6 separate regions of the Homo sapiens genome follow, and regions 2, 3, 4, 5 and 6 are each linked to region 1. The links are chromatin contacts, found by Hi-C or POLR2A ChIA-PET in ENCODE. All regions are on one chromosome and are shown on one strand. The core of a region is the stretch at or near the end of the contact, and the rest is flanking DNA. Distances in the headings are between cores, read along the strand shown.

What was found. Hi-C counts contacts between places; a loop is a spot of excess contacts on that map. ChIA-PET counts read pairs that join two places held with the same protein, here RNA polymerase II (POLR2A). Pooled maps may share reads with other maps.
Region 2: a pooled map shows a loop between it and region 1 (9-fold over the local background). The contact joins the promoter of TBC1D1 here to the promoter of TLR1 in region 1. A Hi-C loop is called at or near these places in 2 of 37 single-sample maps with no recorded cell type and 9 of 50 pooled maps. POLR2A ChIA-PET finds 5 or more read pairs at or near these places in 1 of 52 experiments (PC-9).
Region 3: a loop to region 1 is called in a map with no recorded cell type, with 2.1 times the contacts of the local background. The contact joins the enhancer-like site here to the promoter of TLR1 in region 1. A Hi-C loop is called at or near these places in 2 of 37 single-sample maps with no recorded cell type and 8 of 50 pooled maps.
Region 4: a map of naive thymus-derived CD4-positive, alpha-beta T cell shows a loop between it and region 1 (8-fold over the local background). The contact joins the enhancer-like site here to the promoter of TLR1 in region 1. A Hi-C loop is called at or near these places in 2 of 168 maps with a recorded cell type or tissue (naive thymus-derived CD4-positive, alpha-beta T cell and posterior cingulate gyrus), 5 of 37 single-sample maps with no recorded cell type and 15 of 50 pooled maps. POLR2A ChIA-PET finds 5 or more read pairs at or near these places in 1 of 52 experiments (activated T-cell).
Region 5: a loop to region 1 is called in a pooled map, with 5 times the contacts of the local background. The contact joins the promoter of LIAS here to the promoter of TLR1 in region 1. A Hi-C loop is called at or near these places in 5 of 50 pooled maps. POLR2A ChIA-PET finds 5 or more read pairs at or near these places in 4 of 52 experiments (CD4-positive, alpha-beta T cell, OCI-LY7, T-cell and 1 more).
Region 6: a loop to region 1 is called in a pooled map, with 6 times the contacts of the local background. The contact joins the enhancer-like site here to the promoter of TLR1 in region 1. A Hi-C loop is called at or near these places in 1 of 168 maps with a recorded cell type or tissue (naive thymus-derived CD4-positive, alpha-beta T cell), 7 of 37 single-sample maps with no recorded cell type and 15 of 50 pooled maps. POLR2A ChIA-PET finds 5 or more read pairs at or near these places in 5 of 52 experiments (CD4-positive, alpha-beta memory T cell, MCF 10A, OCI-LY7 and 2 more).

Annotation. Positions count from the first base shown.
Region 1 is chr4:38,803,224-38,806,361 of GRCh38, reverse strand. It overlaps TLR1 (toll like receptor 1), which reads left to right and starts at 1,571. Exons shown (of 4, transcript NM_003263.4): 1 at 1,571-1,608; 2 at 1,980-2,056. RefSeq lists enhancers at 571-740, 1,699-1,868, 1,803-1,972, 1,880-2,049, 1,916-2,085 and 1 more.
Region 2 is chr4:37,889,454-37,892,591 of GRCh38, reverse strand. It overlaps TBC1D1 (TBC1 domain family member 1), which reads right to left and starts at 1,508. Exons shown (of 22, transcript NM_001396959.1): 1 at 1,244-1,508. RefSeq lists an enhancer at 71-200 and silencers at 980-1,479, 1,800-1,989.
Region 3 is chr4:37,969,270-37,972,407 of GRCh38, reverse strand. All of the region lies in intron 2 of TBC1D1 (TBC1 domain family member 1), which reads right to left. Among named protein-coding and RNA genes, the nearest start is that of PTTG2, 10 kb to the right of the region's middle. Within about 2 kb of position 1,492, at least 8 of the 41 ENCODE cell types and tissues checked have a DNase peak (open chromatin) inside an H3K27ac peak, as active enhancers do.
Region 4 is chr4:38,060,727-38,063,864 of GRCh38, reverse strand. The region is part of intron 14 of TBC1D1 (TBC1 domain family member 1); the gene reads right to left. Among named protein-coding and RNA genes, the nearest start is that of PTTG2, 100 kb to the right of the region's middle. Within about 2 kb of position 1,682, at least 12 of the 41 ENCODE cell types and tissues checked have a DNase peak (open chromatin) inside an H3K27ac peak, as active enhancers do.
Region 5 is chr4:39,457,452-39,460,589 of GRCh38, reverse strand. LIAS (lipoic acid synthetase) reads right to left here and starts at 1,534. Exons shown (of 11, transcript NM_006859.4): 1 at 1,428-1,534. The coding sequence starts at 1,472. It overlaps RPL9 (ribosomal protein L9), which reads left to right and starts at 1,668. Exons shown (of 8, transcript NM_000661.5): 1 at 1,668-1,699; 2 at 2,150-2,196; 3 at 2,281-2,396; 4 at 2,909-3,004. The coding sequence starts at 2,151. RefSeq lists enhancers at 1,007-1,056, 1,427-1,721, 1,917-2,667 and a silencer at 1,437-1,486.
Region 6 is chr4:38,160,880-38,164,017 of GRCh38, reverse strand. LOC124900693 (a long non-coding RNA gene) reads right to left here. Exons shown (of 2, transcript XR_007058099.1): 2 at 2,472-3,138. Among named protein-coding and RNA genes, the nearest start is that of PTTG2, 200 kb to the right of the region's middle. RefSeq lists an enhancer at 2,670-3,138. Within about 2 kb of position 1,622, at least 16 of the 41 ENCODE cell types and tissues checked have a DNase peak (open chromatin) inside an H3K27ac peak, as active enhancers do.

The DNA of each region.
Region 1 (3,138 bases), core at 322-2,821:
GTGTTGGGATTGTAGGCATGAGCTACCATGCCCGGCCTGAATTATACACTTTAAACGGGTGTATTTTTTATCGTTTGTGAAATTTTTTATGGAAGGTGAAATTTTTTATGGTTTGTGAATTATATATCAATAAGGTTTTGTTAAAAAAAAACACAACTAACTACAGATTACATCTAATTGACAGCATATTTTTACTGCCCTGAATCCAAAAAGAAATGCCCAGGTATGGGCTAGGGGTGGGCAGAGACACACACACTTGTAATCATGTACACAACTGGGAGTAGTGGGGATGAGTCTGTGGGGAAAAACAGGAATTCAGAGTGCTGAGAAGCTTCCCTTACTGCCCTGCCCACTTCCCTCCCCTGGGCATTGCTCCCTCAGCCTGGATTCACAAAGTCAATGCCTTTGGGAGCCAGGAACTAAATTCTTAGTCAAAGACACCTCCCTCCTGTCCAGTTATGGGTCTCAGGGAGGAAATGGCAGGTGGGTGGTTTCATTCTTTCAGTTTCAGAAAATATCTGTAGACATAACATATTTCCTCTATTAAACAAATTCTGAGGTAAGGGGAAACAGAGAGAGACAGTCAGAACATTATAAGTCGAAAAGAATCTCAGCATTCTTAGTTTAGGGAAGTTGGCCTTGCTCGCTGTGTGGTAGAAAAGCTGATTACGGGAGAGAACCGTGGAGGGAAGGAAGGGAGGCAGTTTTGTCATCCCCACATCCGGTTTTGACTGGACACCATGCAGGCTGAGATCAACTTCAGAGGCAGTCAGCTGGAATCCCATAGCTTTATTTGCCCATTTATTGTGTTGTTATTTTGTTGTTGTCATTACTGGAAAAGGCAAGAGTAGAGCTATCAGAATGTCTTCCTTGAACATGCTGTCAACAAACCCCAGGATTTTTATAAACCCTATGTGAAAAACACGCTAAGAATCTCTTTTCTTCTTAGCATATTTTTCACTTAGGGTTTACAAAAATATGTTTTGAAGAAAGCTTGAAAAGATCAGTGGAAAAAAATTCAGCACCAAATTTTCTCTGAAAATCAACTTGTCAAAAAAGACGTGATTAACATCCATCCTGTAACCAGCACATGAATGATCTTCCCTCTTTACGAGTGTGCTTCAGCAAAACTTTAATCTCGACCCCTCCCTCTTTCCACTTTTAATAGTGGATGGATGAAAAGGCAAGAGGAAAAACAAAGCAGCCGAAACACACCCAGACGCACACTTCTGCCAAGCATAGCCACCACGGTAAGCATTTTGAATTCAGCCAATTATGATCTGTGGATTATTAACATTACCTCATTTACTTCATCAGTGTAGACAATAGTAAACTGACTGTAGTGAAATTTGGAACCATAGAAACGTGATTCTATTTTAATACAGGCCTATCAGGTAACCCACAGACTATGCTACATATGAATAAGAGAAAATAAGTTTATTCTTAACTATGTAATGTAATTCCAGTGGAATTCGGTAGGTGGCATAAAACAGCCTTTTTGTTTTGTTTTGTTTTCAACACCAAATGTGGTTAACAGTGAAATAAATTCAAGGAAGTGCTTGAATTTCTTACAGACTGCCAAATGGAACAGACAAGCAGGTTGTCTTGGTAAGCAACACATTCTTTTCTTTTGTAAAAGAAAATAATTGTATAGCTAGTTATTAAGTACAGAAGTCTCAAAAATCTGTGTAAGTCCTGGGTGTTTTTCTAAGTGGGTTATATTTCTGATATGTATATAGTTACTGTGTAGTTTGTACTGGCATTTGTGTATCAGTTCTGAGTCCTAAATCAGAGAAAGTCCCCACACTCCTCTGGGAATAACACCTCGTGTGTGATTTGCTTATAGGAAATATTTTTGAGTTGGGAAATGAATATTTGGGTCACACACGTCTTCTGGTTTTCTTCCAGAGCAGCTGCTAGTTGTTGATTTTGACAGCATTTCTCTTCACCTAATCCCGCCATTTGTATTCTCTTCTCAGTGTTAAAGAAAATGAGATATAAGTCAGTTACTCCCGGAGGCAATGCTGCTGTTCAGCTCTTCTGTTTTTGTGGCCAGGTTTGTTTCAGTTTTTCTCTCTGGGGCCTTCCCACTAGCTAGTCCTTCTGTTTCTCAGGCCACTAACACTGTTCTGGGGAGCTAGACGTGAGGTAGAATTGCAGGTTTTGAAAATGTTTCCCAGGCTACATCCAATTTGGTCAAAAGACTTGAAAGTGAATTTGTTTTATAACAAAGCAAGAGTTCACAAAACCGCATAGAAAGCAAAGCAGAACAGTTCTTGAACTGTCTCAGATTCTTTTAACCTTTGGTTAATAGCTATTTGGTCTTGTGCAGAGAAGGCCCTTAGTAAATATTTACAGGACTAAACTTAATGGGCCAGATAGATTGTATGGGTATTGTCCATTAAGACCAGTCAAAGCCTTGATTTGATGCCTCCAAAGTCTCCAAAAGAAGACAAATTAAATGTATTGATTCATTGTATCATATAATGTGAGGCTAAACCTATCATAATAATGAAAATTCACAGAAGCTCACCTAGAGGCATTTTACACTTTCAAATTAAAGCATCCTTTTCTGCTCAGCTTATTTTTTGGATAGTAAAAGAGTTTAAAGGTTCTAAAATAGATGAGGCTCAGTCATGGTCATTAAGACGTTGATCAAAAAATTCTTTGGTCTAGGAAACTGAGACATTGATTTTCATGGATTTAGCAAGTTTGGTATATAAAATTCAAAGATCCTGGAAGTATTAAAAATCAGTTATTCCTGTGTATAACATTTTGATTTCTTAATTATAGAAATAAGAATGGTTTCATAAACTGAGTACTTAAAATTAATGACTTTAAATGAAAGGGCAAGATGGAGGTTAGGCAAATAGAAGATATTTGAGTCAATTAATTTAGCTCGACATAAAACTGAAGCTATGCTTTCATTAAATGCTTGCGTTAGCAGTGGTGAATCCATATGGGTCGTAGAAACTTAATTCTTGCCTCCTCAGTGGAAAGAATTTGTGTGAGGGGCATAAGGCAGAGTGAGAGACCGAGGCAAGTTTTAGAGTAAGAGAGAGAGTGTCACGCCCAGGGCCAGGTTCCAGCCCATACTGAGGTCTGAGGGGAGGGGGTGGATGAGCAGATAGCTGAAAG
Region 2 (3,138 bases), core at 259-2,758, 910 kb after region 1:
GGTTTGCAAATGGCTGGACAAATCCACAGGAAAGAAATTATTTTAATTATCACCTGATGATTTTATTTCCTGCTTTGAACCACTTAGTCCCTTCCAGGTCTCCTTGCACTCAATAGTGTTAGAATGCTCTACTTGTGTTCACTTCAGAAAATGTCCCCTAAACTCTTTTTTTTTAAGAGATGGGATCTCACTTTGTCACCCAGGCTCCAGTGAGGTGGCACAGTCATAGCTCACTATGGCCTCGAACTCCTGGGCTCAAGTGATCCTCCTGCCTCAGCCTCCCAAGTAGCTGGGACTACAGGTGGGTGCCACCACCCCTAGCTCATTGAAAAAGTTTAGAAGTTTGAACTTGTACAGATAGCTGAGTTTCTTGGGTGTGACCTATTTAAACCAGGTCATTTTTAAATGCTCTTTCAAAGTCTGATTTTATTAATAAATGAAATCATCCCATCATAAGGGAAACAATGAGAAATCTATGAAGGGAAAACATATCCATTAATATGAGGCACCCTGAAAATTAAACTGTTTGGTGGAAGGAACAACCATCACTTTCAATTTCTTTTTAAAGCAACTTCCAGAGAATAAGCTATGTTAAGTAAAATCAAAACAGGAAAAGCCACATCTAGGTGGATTTCAAACGAAATGATACCTCTCTGAAAAAAAAGCAAAAACAAAACCTTAATGCCTGGTGAAGTTTGAGGGGGGTCTCATAATCACAGAGCCATCAGGAAGCGGCTAGAAACAATGAAGCAGGGTTTCAAAATGACTGGTACAGGATGTACCCATAGAAAGAAATGTTGCGCGCACTGGTGGAGCTGCCAAAGTTACTACTGCAAAGTACCCTGAACTTTTAAAGCGTGGCTTGGGGTCACTCTGACCACACTCTTTCCAATCTGGTCGCCTTGCAAACACGCTAGGATAATTGGCGGGAGGGGGGAGGGGAGAGATGCGCGGACCAGTGAGCTGGCGGGGGTTGGGGGAGAAGCCGGCGGAGCTCTCGGGTCGCTAGCAACATTAAGGTTTCGCTTTCGTCCAAGGGCGGCGGGGGTGGGGGGGTAAGGGGGGCAACGAGATGGCAATGAACTTCCTCCCCCGAGAGACCCTGGCCTCGCGTCCGTGGGCGGCCAGATGCCTTCCCCTCCGCGGCCAGGCGGGGCAGGGGCGTGCTGCGGGAGGGGGCGGCCGCGACGCCCCGAGAGGAGCCAGCAGGGTGGCCAGGACGAAGCCCCAGGAAGCGCCTTACCTGTGCCGCGGCGCGCTCAGAGCCCGGGGCCGGGCCGGGACGCGCAGGTGCTTGGGGGCATCCTGGGGACGGCCTGGGCGGGCGGGGAGTCCATCGCACCCGGCTGGCTGCGCTCTTCCCGCCGCGGGGGGACGGGGAGGGGGCTCCCCTCGGCTCGGCGCCCGCCTCTTCTCCACCCAGCTGAGGACACAGCAGGTCCCGCGGCGGCGGCAGCAACAGGCACCGGCGGACGGTGGCGGCACCAGGAGCAGCAGCCGAAGAGGAGGAGGAGGAGGAGGAGGAAGAAGAGGAGGAGAAGGAGGAGGTGTCTGCGCGCGGCTCTGGTTTCCTCCTCCCAGCCTGGGCGAGCGCGCTGGAGGCGAGGGGAAGACAGGAGCCGGGATCTCCCCACTCGGTCCCCGGGGAGCTGGGAGGGGGACTCGGTGTCCTCCTCCTCCCCACTGCGCCGTGTGACTGTGCCTGGGCAGCACGGCCCGGACGGGCGAGTCACACGCGAGCAACAGCTGCTGCACTGCGGGTCCGCCGCGGCCTCCCTCCCCTCCTTGCCACCCCCCGCCCCCAAGCCCGCGGGCCATCCTCAGCCAGTGTCTGTGGGGGGAATAGGGGGGAAGTACTCGGGCCGCCGCCCCATCCAGACCCCTGCGCAGGATCTGGGCACAGCGTTTCCCTGGGGAGCCGGGGGCGCGGGGCCCCGCGCGTGATGCAGGCCCTCGTGGCGGGATGTACAGTCGCACACCCTGTCCTTGGCGGCCTATTTATAGCAGGTGGCACTGCCCGCCGCTTGCTCGGCCTGAGTGGCTCTCAGCAGGTGGCACTGCCTGCCCGCTCTCCGCGCTCCCGAAGGCGCCTCGCCTCATCTGCACCCTCCTCTTCTCCCTCCGAAACAGACGTGGTGGAAACTGCACACAACATGGGGGGCGGGGGCCGGGGGCGACCAAGCCACCTTGCTCTCCCCCGCCTTACCCCTTCTCCCCGTCCTTGGAGGATGGCAAGAGGTGAACTGAGGCACGGATGCCCTATGGGGCGCTGGCATGCGAGGCAGGAAAATCAGGGACTCTGGGAAACAACGAAGGCGAAGTGCCCTCCCGGGATTAAACACCAGGAAACTCCATTTCTAACCAATTGCGGGAGTGACGCAGAGCCTGGATTAGGCGCTTTTTCCTGCCCCGCGAGCCCGGCACACGCGCAGGAACACACACCACACGCACACGCACACCCCAGTGTGCATGCCCCGATCAGGTCTGGGGACATTCCCAGCGGTGATGTAGAGTGCAAGGAAAGACGCGGAGATGTGAAAAGCGGGACAGAGCTCGCTCCCTAAGACTAGGGGATGGCAGTGTGCAAAAAACAGGCGAAGCTCCCAGATCCCTATCCCACCAGGCACAGAGGCGCAACGTCACTCGCAGGGTGGGGAGAGGGATCTGAGAAAAGTAAGAAGCATCACATCCTCTCCAGAGAAGAGTCCGCAGGGAGGGGAGAGCCGGGTGCTCGGAGGAGGCAGTTCCAGACCCCCAGGTGGCATCTTTCTGGATTTTTTTACTTAATGTAGCTGGGGGTGGACTTTAGGGAAGTGGCTGAGCGTTTGAGCTGTACGGTTGGACTTGAATCCAAATCCCAGCAGGTGTGGTTTAGGCAAGGTGCTGGACCTCTGGTCTTCATTGTCTTACCTGCTAAATGGGACCAATACACACCTTACAGGATCTTTGTGAGGACAAAGCAGGAAAGTGTAAGTAAAGTGGCCAGTGCAGTGACACAGACGTACATGGTCCTCAACTAAAAGCAGCAGCTATTATCAATATTACTGTGGCCCAGGAGGCAAATAGAGGGCCAGGTTTCCTCATCGTACCAAGAGCAGTGTCTTCCTTGAAGCCCACTGAGCTTCTTGTAGGCTTTTA
Region 3 (3,138 bases), core at 243-2,742, 830 kb after region 1:
CTGGGTTCAAGTGATTCTCATGCCTCAGCCTCCTGAGTAGTTGAGATTATAGGCATGCACTGTCACACCTGGCTAATTTTGTATTTTTAGTAGAGACAGGGCTTCTCCATGTTGGTCAGGCTACTCTCAAACTCCCTACCTCAGGTGATCCACCCGCCTCAGCCTCCCAAAGTGCGAGATGACAGGCATGAACCACCGCACCCAGCCAGGCATCAGTAATTTTTAACATCTCCAAGGTGTTTCTCTCATGCAGTCAGAATTGAGAACCTCTGCAGACAGAATAGTCATTGCTCAAAGACACTGATAGTTTCCAGCCCTGATTGTCTATCAGAGTCACCTGTAATGGGAAGGTGGCCAAGTGAGAGAGAGAGTAGAGGGTCTCAGATGATTGGGCTGTTTTGGAGCAAAGGTCAAATTCTCAGAGACCTCAAAGAGCAAGCAGGTCATATAAATGTGTGAAGAGGGCAAGGTGTGAGAGGATAAAGAATGAAGTAACTACAGCATCTTAGAGAATGCATTCTCAATTATTAAAACACTCCACCTAGCCAAGTCAAATGTGTCAGCCCACTGAATTCAGCCACAGAGGTCATTATTGGTGTTGACCCATAATGTTGACTCTGGGTTTACTTAAAGCTTAGAAATATATTCTAGCAAGTGATTCTGATTATCAGCCAGGATCAAGAACCACTCTTACAGTTTTAGATCCTTTACTTTAAAATATATATATATAGTTGCTCTGTGGAAAGCAATAGGCTATCCAAATAGGACTGCAGAGATCTAAACACGATAGTATCTGATATGGTTTGGCTGTGTCCCCACCCAAATCTCATCTTGAATTGTAGCTCCCATAATTCCCATGAGTTGTGGGAGGGACACAGTGGGAGATAACTGAATCATGGGGGTGATTTCCCTCATCCTGTTCTCATGGTAGTGAATGAGTCTCATGAGATCTGATGGTTTTATAAGGCAAAACCCTTTTTGTTCGGCTCTCAATTCTTCTCCTGTCTGTTGCCGTGTAAGATGTGACTTGCTCCTTCTTGCCTTCTACCATGATTTTGAGGCCTCCCCAGCCACGTGGAATTGTGAGTCAATAAACCGCTTTCCTTTATAATTACCCAGTCTTAGGTATGTCTTTATTAACAGCATAAGAATAGACTAATACAGTATCCCTACAGAAATCTCAAATTGTTGTCTAAGTAACTTTAAAAGGATGCTTTAATGTCTCACCATCTCAGCACTCCTGAGACATTAACGGAGGACTTGAAAGGCAGGGGGGCCGGTCTGGGAACTGGAAGAGTTGCTTCCCTACTAAGCCTGACCATATCCCCACCAAAACAAACCCTGACACTCCTGCCCCAGCTCTTCTGCCAATTTCTTCTTTTGAGGAGGAACAAGAAGCAAGGGCGGCAAAACCTCCTGTAAGTTTAGGAGGTGATGCCAGGCAGGCTGCCCTCTAGTGGGGGGGGCCAGTGAGGCAGGGACACATGCAAAAGAATGACCTCACTCTGCCAGCTTGCTCCTCCCCACCCTAAGACCTGGTTAAAAATAGAGCCATTGTAATACAAACTCTACAAGGAAGTTCAACTGGGTTTCAAGTGAATCAGAACCACTTGGCAATGGATCAGGAATTCAGTTCACAAATATGAATATTCATTAGCACCTATTTTGGAAAGCCACAGAAGTCCTTGCAGGAAATAGCAAAATGGAGTCAGACCAGAATCCTGCCCTCAAGGGGCATAGAGGGTAGCAGGGAAGCTCAGGCAGGGAAAAGAGTGACAAAAGCCTGAAGTTATTTTCCCTCAAAGTCCAGGTGAAGCTTCGATGAGTTCCCAGAGGAAGGAAAATAACTTCAGGCTGCAAAGGAAAACCCAGCTTCCTGGCTGGTTTCAGGCCATTTACAGAAGGTGGAGAGGGAATGGGCTTTCCAGGAAGAAGGATCCGCATGGAGAAAGGCTTAGAAGATTAACGTTCTCTGGAAATCAGGCCTTGCATAGGAGGAGATAGGACAGAAATCAGAGCTTCATAGTGGAGAGGGAATGTTAGTGTAAGTTTGATGATATGCAATCATCTCTTACAAACAGAAAAATTTGTTTCCAAAGAAACCCATATTTGCCAAGGATAATACCAAATCCTGAAAATCTAATACTAAAAATCCCTCTGCATAAATTGAAAACATATATGCCCATGTAAAAATGTGTCCATGAATGTGCACAGCAGCACAACTCCCAAGAGTGGAAACAACCCAGCTGCCCTTCAACTGATGAATGGATCAACAAGATATGGTATATCCACACAATGGAATATTATTTGGCTATAAAAAGTAATGAAGTACTGATACATGCCACAGCACTGATGGACCTTGAAAGCACTATGCCAATTGAAATAAGCCAGTTACAAAAGACTGCATACTGTATGATTCTATTTATATGAAATATCCAGAACAGGCAAATCCATAGAGACAGAAAATAGACTAGTAGTTACCGGGGGCTGGAGAGAGGAGAAAATAGGGAGAGACTGCTAATGGGTGCAGGGTTTCTTTTTGCAGTGATGACAATGTTTTGGAATTAGATGGTGATGATGGTTACATTAATATACTAAATACCAAAATTTGTGGATTTACTAAATACCAAAATGTTACAGAATGTAAATTACATCTTAATTTTGGTAAATCCCGCTGTGTGATGATGATTGAATGACTTTAGGTAAGTTAAGTCACTGGGCCTTTGTAATAATGGATCCCACACTTAAAAGGGATAGTTTTGGCTGGGTGTGGTGACTCATGCCTGTAATCCCAGCACTTTTTGGGAGGCTGAGGCAGTGGATCACCCGAGGTCAAGAGTTCAAGGCCAGCCTGGCCAACGTGGTGAAACCCCATCTCCACCAAAAATACAAAAATTAGCCAGGCATGGTGGTAGTGGATGCCTGTAATCTCAGCTACTCCAGAGGCTGAGGCAGGAAAATCACTTGAACCCAGGAGGTGGAGGTTGCCATGAGCCGAGATTGTGCCATTGCACTCCAGACTGGGCGACAAGAGCGGAACTCTGTCTCAAACAAACAAACAAAAACACAGATAAAGCACTGGCCTATAGTAGATGCACAGCAAATTTTGGCTGTAGATGTAGTGGTGGTAGTAATAGT
Region 4 (3,138 bases), core at 433-2,932, 740 kb after region 1:
TTGAGGCCATGAGTTGTAGACCAGTCTGGCCAACATGGTGAAACCCCGTCTCTAGTAAACATATAAAAATTAGCCAGGCTTGGTGGGGCATGCCTGTAATCCCAGCTACTCAGGTCGCTGAGGCATGAGAATCACTTGAACCCAGGAGGCAGAGGTTGCAATGAGCCGAGATCGCACCACTGCACTCCAGCCTGGGCGACAGAGCAATACTCCGTCTCAAAAAATAAAAAATAAAAAAAATTAGACTGTGGTCATGGTCACACAACTCTGTGGATATACCAAAAAATAACCTCACAACATTGAATTGTACATTTTAAATGAACAAACTGTATAGGATGTGAATTATATCTCAATAAAGCTGTTTTTTAAACAAAACAAATCTATCCTTCTAAAAAAACTCCCTCCTCAGAGCTGATCCAACCCTTCCTTCCCTTGCAGGGCTGCCTGTTTACTGAAGCAGGCAATAGGGTACACAGAGGACCAGGGACCAGGATGAGGCAAATAGGCCCCCAGGGTGTAATCCTTAGGAGACACTCACTCTCAAGGTCCTGGAAGTTCAGGGTCCACACCTGCCAGGCCCTGAAAGTGAATGCCTCCTTACATTTTGCACCCTGGACACGTGCTGGCCTCACTCTAGTCCCAGCCCTGATTTTGAGGCTGCTCATGTTCATGTATGTCCACAAATTCTATCCACCTGGAAATATTTTCAAACTACTCGTCATTCACTTGCTTTAAACTCTTCAATGGCTCCCTGGTATAGGTTAAAATTCAAAGGTTAACAGATCAAGATCACTCACTTTGGACATTCTCCTGCAGGCACACAGGCACACACTCTAGAGTTAGACCAGCCCTAAGGAGGAATCTGCTGTCAGGTGCTGTAGCATCGTCATGGGTCAGCTGGTATCAGAACAGGAGGGCAGGGATTCAAATCCAGGCGATGTGACTCTAGCATCTCAGCATCCAAGCCCTCAGCCCTCTTCCCCTCAGCCCTCCTACCAAGCAGCACTGGCTCAGGTGCTATCTTGTGTCACCAATAACCTTAGCTCCAGCCCTCACACAGTGTTATGGACTGGCTGTTTAAACGCCGGAGGTTCACTAGGAAAAGCTCAGTCAGTGTTAACTCACAATTGTTAACAGGCACAAAAATAGCAAGTCGAGGTAAAATCTTGCCATTCACTGTGACTTCCTTGACTTTTGAAATGACAAGCCAAGAAGCACAATGGGGTGTGGGGGCGGCGCAGGGTGGGTGGGGTAGGGGGCGGATGGGGAGGTGATCAAGTATCTTTAACCATAGAAATCCATGAACAATCAGATTCTTGGCTTGCAATATTTTATCTTGAACCTGGTCTTTGTTCACCACAGAAAAGCAAAGTTATACAGAAAGTAAATTAAGAACAATCTTAAAAATCCACGTCTCTGCCAACTGAAGACAACTTTTTTCTTCCGTGTTTTGCCCATGCCCTAAAACCCTGTAGAAAAAGAAAAACATCTAGATTTCAGAAAGTAGCTCTCCATTCAAATAAGTTGCAAATGAGCAAGGAATATAAATATTATAGCAAGATCAAAAACAAAAACACGCAGGGAAAAAAAAAAAAACAAGCACACTTTTCCGGGATTGGAAAGAAACAAGGGCAATCAAGATGCGGGGAGCAACACTGCCACCAAGTGGTGACAGTTTCTCAAGTCACCCTCTGAGGTCCGAATTGAGGTCAACCCTCTCAACGTGGCAGCAATCAGAATCCTGAGGAGTCTAAAAAGAAAGAATTCAGGCCCAGACCCCATCCCCACACTCACTGACAGTGAGGGAGACAGCCAGGAAGGCATGTCTGGCCCATGTTTTAAAAAATCTCCCCAGGTGCTTTTGGTGCACAGATGTCACTATGCTTGTATTTTCCAGCAAAGTTTCACCTGCAGTTTATTCCACTTATCCACTAAAATTTCCTGCTGGTACGTAAATTATTGAAAACTATATATGACACATGTAAATCATGTTTCATGTAAAACATGTAAATCATGTTTCAAATCAGTTCCTAAGTTTTTCACAATAATATAAATTGGTCATCATAAAGATTCAGATTATATACTTCAGTTTAGGCATTACTGTTTATTACTGCTTACATCTCAATTGATATCTAATATCTAATCCACTAGACTTAATGTTACTATAAACTAGGCATATTGACATAGCTACATCCACAAGACAAAAAAAACTTTGAACTTAAGTTTCACTGGACTATTTCTTATACAATGGGTTTCAAATCAATAAATTATTCTTATCTATATTAGGCTTTTTTTTACAAGACATATAAAGTCTGAAAGCTTCTATTGTTGGTGAAATGCACAATATAATCTGAAATGCTTAAAGGAAAAGTATAAAACTAAATTTAATATTGTTCCCTAGCACATAGAGGTAAATAAAATGATTTTTCCCCGTTTCAAAGTTGGGAGTTGCCTTAAAAATTGTTTCTTAATAACAAAGGATTATCTTTTGCATAATACACCCAGAGAGAAAATTATGGAGATTATGTACTACCAGATATCTAGTCAGAAGTTGATTTTCAGCATTTTTTTTTTGTAGGCTTGACAATTAGGTTAGAGCCCACGGCTGAGAAAACAAACGCCCACACTGTGTCTCCTGTGCTCCATAAGAGATAAGGCCTTGCCTCCCTGGAAAACCAAAGGGCAGGAAAGACGCAAAGCACCATACATTTGGGTTCACCTGGCATATGGTCAAATCTTTCTTTAAACCTTACCATGTTTTTAATCACTGCATTTTCCCCATCACACTCACTCTTTGCTTCTTCAGACAGCACAACTCTTCTCAAAAAATATCCCTGATGACTCAGACTTATTTGAGACTTGAGAGACTCCTGGAGTCCATCACTAGAGACCCAGGGCAGCCTGACAGACAGGCCTAACCTAGGATGCATCAAAGATCTGGACTGGATTTCCCACGGTTGTTTATTCTAAGCCCTGCCTCCTCACAGTGGACCTGAAACATCAGCCTCACTGGGGAGCTTGTTAGAACTTCAGAACCCACCCGGACCTACTGCAACAGAGTCTGCCTTTTAACAAGATTTCCAGAAGACTCCAAGCACATCAAGTTTGTAAAACACCGCTCTAAACCATGATCTGAAG
Region 5 (3,138 bases), core at 285-2,784, 650 kb before region 1:
TGTTTACTACTGAGTTTAGAATAGATTTGGAAATCTGTTTTTTTTTTTTTTTTTTTGAGACGGAGTCTTGCTCTGTTGCCCAGGCTGGAGTGCAGTGGCGCAATCTTGGCTCACCGCAAGCTCCGCCTCCCGGGTTCACGCCATTCTCCTGCCTCAGCCTCCTGAGTAGCTGGGACTACAGGCGCCCGCCACCACGCCCGGCTAATTTTTTTGTATTTTTAGTAGAGACAGGGTTTCACCATGTTAGCCAGGATGGTCTCGATCTCCTGACCTCAGGTGATCCACCTGCCTCGGCCTCCCAAAGTGCTGGGATTACAGGCGTAAGCCACCGCACCCGGCCCGAAAATCTCTGGAACTAACATATATCACACTTTCATGTACTCCACCTACCAGGAACTAGATGTTTGTCTTTCAACAAGATTGAACTGCAATAACTGAAGAAGGTGCCACAGTTTAAAACTGTTCTGGTCCTGACTTGAATCAGGGGCGTTTAAAGTGAAGTGTGCAATAAATCTCTCGAGCTTTGAATAATTGTTGAAACGTAGGTTAATAATGCCCAATTAGTTTCAGACAACTGGAAGGTTAAAACCAAGCCTAACGTTTTTACTTTCTTTTTCTTTTTTTTTTTTTGAGATGGAGTCTCGCTCTGTCGCCCAGGTTGGAGTGCAGTTGCGCGATCTCGGCTCACTGCAACCTCCGCCTCGCGGGTTCAAGCGATTCTCCTGCCTCAGCCTGGCGAGTAGCTGGGACTACAGGCGCACGCCACCACGCTCAGCTAATTTTTGTATTTTTAATAGAGGCGGGGTTTCACCATGTTGGCCAGGATGAACGTTTTTACTTTCTAGGTTACATTGTTTCTGTGTTTGAACGTGGCAGTCAAGAACATAAGAAATCATGGTATTCGGCTTTTACATCTGAACACAAACGTGTATGAGATAGCCAAAACACTACAAAATCCACGAGTCTGCACATGTATCTCAAAAGAACCTTCGACAACTCAAAGAGTGCCTGTTAGGGTGTTGCACGATTGCTACTGCACTTCTCAATGTCTGCCGCTGAAGCCTAGCGGACAGGTTTGTGTTCTCTGCGGCTAGAGTGGTGTCTCACACACAGTAAGAGTCCAAGACAGAATAGCTATGTGGGGTGCTCACTGCAGTGCTCCATAAATATAGGGTACAAACCACTCTAAGCAGAAAATAAGTCCTCGGTGCTGGCCCAGAGAGACTTGCAAACAAACTGATGCCAGAGACTCTATATCATGGGGCTGGCGGGATAATTACATGAGATTACACGAAAAACGTTTAAAACTGCCGTTGGCTAGTAGTAAATGTTCAGTAAATGCACTGGCCTTTATTATTGGGCATGGGCGCTCTGAAGGGATAGGATCCCCCCACCCCACGCCCAAACCCGTTCGCCCCGCCGCTCACCCGGGGCCCCAGGGTGCGGGCTGCATCCCCGCAGCGTAGAGACATTTCCTCTTTAGGACTAGCGCAGTGCAGGGGTTGAGGGATCGCTAACTCCCGGGAAAGGACAGGTCGAAATTACGTCGCTCCATTTATGACAAGCAGCCAAGCTGCTCCACGATTGGCTGCTTTAGCCTTACGTGCGTCGCGCACTCATGACGCAATACGCAGGCCCCTTACGCGATACAAGTACGTAATGACGACAGACGTTCTTTCTTTGCTGCGTCTACTGCGAGGTAAGGATGTTTCTGTGCTCGTGGGGGTACTGGGAATCTGAAACCATCTGCTCTGGGAAAGGCTGCGGCGCGGCTCCCACTCTCGGAACCTTGTCCTGTTTGTCCCCCAGCTCGGCAAGCGCCATATGAGCCTGGCGGCGCCAGATGCGAATCCTGTTGTGGGCTTTTTGGCCTATTCCCGCCCCTCAGTCTTGCCGGGATGGCACCGCCCGCATAGGACTTCCAGGGTTGGGCTGAGTGGGAGTTCGACTGCTGGGCCTCGTAATTCTCGCTTTGGGGCTGCTCCTTCCAGGCTGGGACACACTGGGGCCCGCTGTCGGTCTCCCGTCCTCCGACATCTTGTCTGGAACTTCCGCCTGGCAGTCTCCAGTAGGAGTGGAGCTCTGTGCGGCGTAGTTTGGTGGAAAAACGGGCCTTGCGTCGGCCTCACCCCCAGTGTTTGTGTTTCAGAATGAAGACTATTCTCAGCAATCAGACTGTCGACATTCCAGAAAATGGTATGAGACTTGATGTCTTTTACTTACATCTTTACTGCACGTTCCAAGCGTTGTGTGGCCTGACGAGTGTGTTCTCTCTTCTAGTCGACATTACTCTGAAGGGACGCACAGTTATCGTGAAGGGCCCCAGAGGAACCCTGCGGAGGGACTTCAATCACATCAATGTAGAACTCAGCCTTCTTGGAAAGAAAAAAAAGAGGGTGAGGGTTTTTCTTCTGATAATTCAGTTGCTCGTTGGAAGGTGGTTTATAACAGCATCACATTTGGTTGCTTTAACAATTTTCGAATTAAGGTTCAGTGCTTCAGCTTTAAATGTTGCTGTCCAGAATACCAGCCTGTTCAGTGAAATTGAAAAACCAGATTCTGAACACAGCCAATTATATAAAGCTCAAATGTAATAGTGGTCATCAGTGACACGTCTTAATGGTGTTAGAAGTTTGGTTTATTTTCCTAGTGATTGCTTTGTAAAAATCACAGGAACCGGCAGTAGGTCATTTAAACCTGATGATTTAATTTTCCAGAAGGGAAGTTTGTTGCAACTTCTACAAAGCTTAACTGTTGGGAGGTTTTATAGGTGGTTGGATTTTTCCAGTTGAAAACCATGTGCTTTGATAAGGGTTAATTCTAGAATCTTAAAGTAATTCGGTAAGTGGTCTGTTGTCTTTTAAGCCTGCATATTTCTGGAAAGAATACATTTTTTGTTCTGTTACAGCTCCGGGTTGACAAATGGTGGGGTAACAGAAAGGAACTGGCTACCGTTCGGACTATTTGTAGTCATGTACAGAACATGATCAAGGGTGTTACACTGGTAAGCAGATGTATCAGACTTCCTTGTTTTGGAAAGGGAGGTTTCTCAAACCTGTGCTTTATACAGCGTAAGTGTCTCTTTCAGAGAATGGGTCATGTATTTTATTTGGTGTAATACGCAAGAACTTGGCAAAA
Region 6 (3,138 bases), core at 373-2,872, 640 kb after region 1:
CAAATAAATATATACTTCATCACATGGTGATCGTCTTATGACATAACAAATAAAGGCATGGTAAGAAGACAGGGGCCACTTTATTTGTCCAGGTCAAGACCCTCTCTAAGGAGGTGTCGTGTGAGCAGAGATGGAACAAAGGGAGTTGTTTCTACCTTTTACTACTCTAAAGATCATGGTGACTCACTGTCTTATACACAAACCTTTGTGTAAGCTTCTGATTATTTCTTAGAATCTATTTCTGGTAGTGGAGTTAATGAGTCAGGCAGACAAATGTTTTTAAGTTTCTCAAAACCATGGACTGAAACCTCTCTTTTTAATGAGATTTCTCATTAGAGTTGTGAAAGAAGCAATTGACAAAGCCCTAGATTCCAAGGCATTTTAGATCCATATTTAAGTTTGTTCAATATTGAAGGATGCTTAGGACCTTTAAGGATTACTTAAATCCTTGAACCCCACATCCTAACTAGCCTTTCCCCTCCTATCCCCAAGCCTACACGCATTTCTTTATCCTAGAATTATTTCTTAAATCATGGACTTTTACTGTGAAAAGGAACCTTGGGGCTGGGCACCATGGCTCACACCTGTAATCACAGCACCTTGGGAGGCCGAGACAGGTGAATCACAAGGTCAGGAGTTTGAGACCAGCCTGGCCAACATGCTGAAATCCTATCTCTACTAAAAATACAAATATTAGCTGGGTGTGGTGGTGCACCTGTAGTCCAACTACTTGGAAGGCTGAGGCAGGAGACTCGCTTGAACCTGAGAGGCACAGGTTGCAGTGAGCCAAGATTGCACCACTGCACTCCAGTTCAGGCGATAGTGCGAGACTCTGTCTCAAAAGAAAAAAAAAAAGAAAAGAAAAGGAACCTTGTAAGGATGAATCCATTCCACTTCCCTATTTTATTGCTGTGGAAACTGAGGCCCAGAGATATGGCTGACTTGCCGTAAGCTTTACAGTGAGTTCATGGTCAAGCCAAGATAAAGCCTCAATCTCCTGATTCCTGTTTCTGCAGCCAAAATCAATGACAAATGAAATGTGCACACAGTGTTTCATGATGGCAAAACCAGGGACAGAAATTTTACAGGAAATACCCATGGATACAGCCTGCCAAATGTACCTACTTGGTTGTGAGCATTATTAATTAGGTAATAAATGCAAAGGACATAGGACAGCGCCAAAATATTTTAACCGATGGATACTATTGTGGCAGAGCAAGCAGCATGTCCCAAGACCAGATGAGGGCCCCGTGGGAAAAGAAGCAGGTGTGGGGTAGTGTGGGGTGGTCTTGGGGCTTAAAGGCATGGACTGAAGACCTCAGCAGAGGGACTGGACGTGGCACCTCCAGAATCCCAGGAGCTGGGGAAAGAATCACATGAGACCACCTGAAGGGACAGAGGTGCTTCAGCCTGGGTCAATGGAACCACAGGCGAGAGCAGCCCAGCTGGAGGCCTTTGTGGAGCTCATGGCAGGGTCAGCTTTAATCATCAGCCAGGCTGCTCCAGGGAGGCCAGCTGTCCGGCCCAAAAGCCTTAGGCTGCCCAGCCACATGAGAGCTGTTTCATCCTCATACCTCTCCCCTTTCTGGGCTTCATTCCAGGAATGGAGGGAAATAGCAGCAAACAAAGGGAAGGAGGTGAGCAGAGGGAGGGGAAAGGAAGAGGGCCATGACCCCTTCCCAGGGCAGACTTCCTGGGTGAGACAGGTCCCAGCCAGGGAAGGAAAGAAGATTTAAAGCTAAATTGTTTCTGAAGTTTTAACTATTATCTGCAACTTGGAATGCTAAAATCTGAATGGAGGCCATTTTGTGCAATTCAAAGGATATTTTATTGTCTGAATGTGACCTTGAGATCTCTGGTCTACCCAAGTCATCAGCAGGGGTAGAGGAATGCTGCCCCTACCCAATAGAATTAATTTAAAGAGGCAATGAGAGGCCCCACAAAACTTAGATCTGCCCCTACTGCTGTCATGGGATTTATAGGTGATGATAGAAGATAGATAGATGATTGATAGATAGATAGATAGATAGATAGATGATAGATAGATAATAGATAGATTGATAGATAGATAGATAATAGACAGATGATAGGTAGATAGATGATAGATAGTAGATAGATGATAGATAATAGGTAGATGATAGATAGATGATAGACAGAAGATAGATAGATAATAGCTAATAGATGATAGATAATAGATTGATAGATGATAGGTAGGTAGATAAATCGAGAGATGATAGATAGGTAGACAGATGATAGATAGAGTTGCATTTTGTTCACAGTGTCCTTTCCACCTTTTTGTAATGTGCCAGTTACACGTGATCTTAATCGTCATTCTGGCTGTTACACATGTGCAGTGTTGTTTCCTAAATAAACACTCTCCACTAACAGGACCCACATTGATTCCACTCTCGTGCACTCACTCATGAGTCATAATTAATTTTTAGACACTCTTTGAAGAATCACCTTCCTGATTGTATGTATGAAAGTTTTATTTTCTATAGTAATACACATTATACAGGCCAATATGAATTCAACATAAGCTCAAAATGGCAATTATTGTCTTCTAATGTCTGCAAACTATAGAGTCCCATACAGTGTTTTCACTGTATGACCCAGACCTCCCCCATCATGCTCAGCCAAAAGCCTATTCTGTACAGATTACATTTAGTCAGTTTTTTATTCATTCATCATTCATTGGATTGGGTATCGTCTGTATGCAAATCCTTCTGTGGGGTGCTGGAGATACAAATTTGATAGCTGGATGGACACACAGTCCCTGCCCTCAATGCACCCATGATCTAGTACCATATGAATTGATGGATATTAAATTGTTATGATAACCAGCGATGAGGATGATGTCAGCATTGTTTACAAGTTGCCATGGGAGCACAGGAGGAAGTAGTTAGCTTTCTTTTGCAATGACTCAGATCAGGTTTCACAGAAGAGAAGATCAATGGGGCTGGAATGATCAGTAAGACTTTCCCAGGCAGCTGAAGGGGGTCATGTTAGGCAAAGGGAAGAGCTTGTACAAAAGCATGAGTCAGGAAAGCCTAGGTTATGCTTTGGTAATAATATGACCCTGAAGCCTTCGTAGCTGAAGATAGCTGAAGTTTATTTCTCACTCAGGTCACCTGCCTA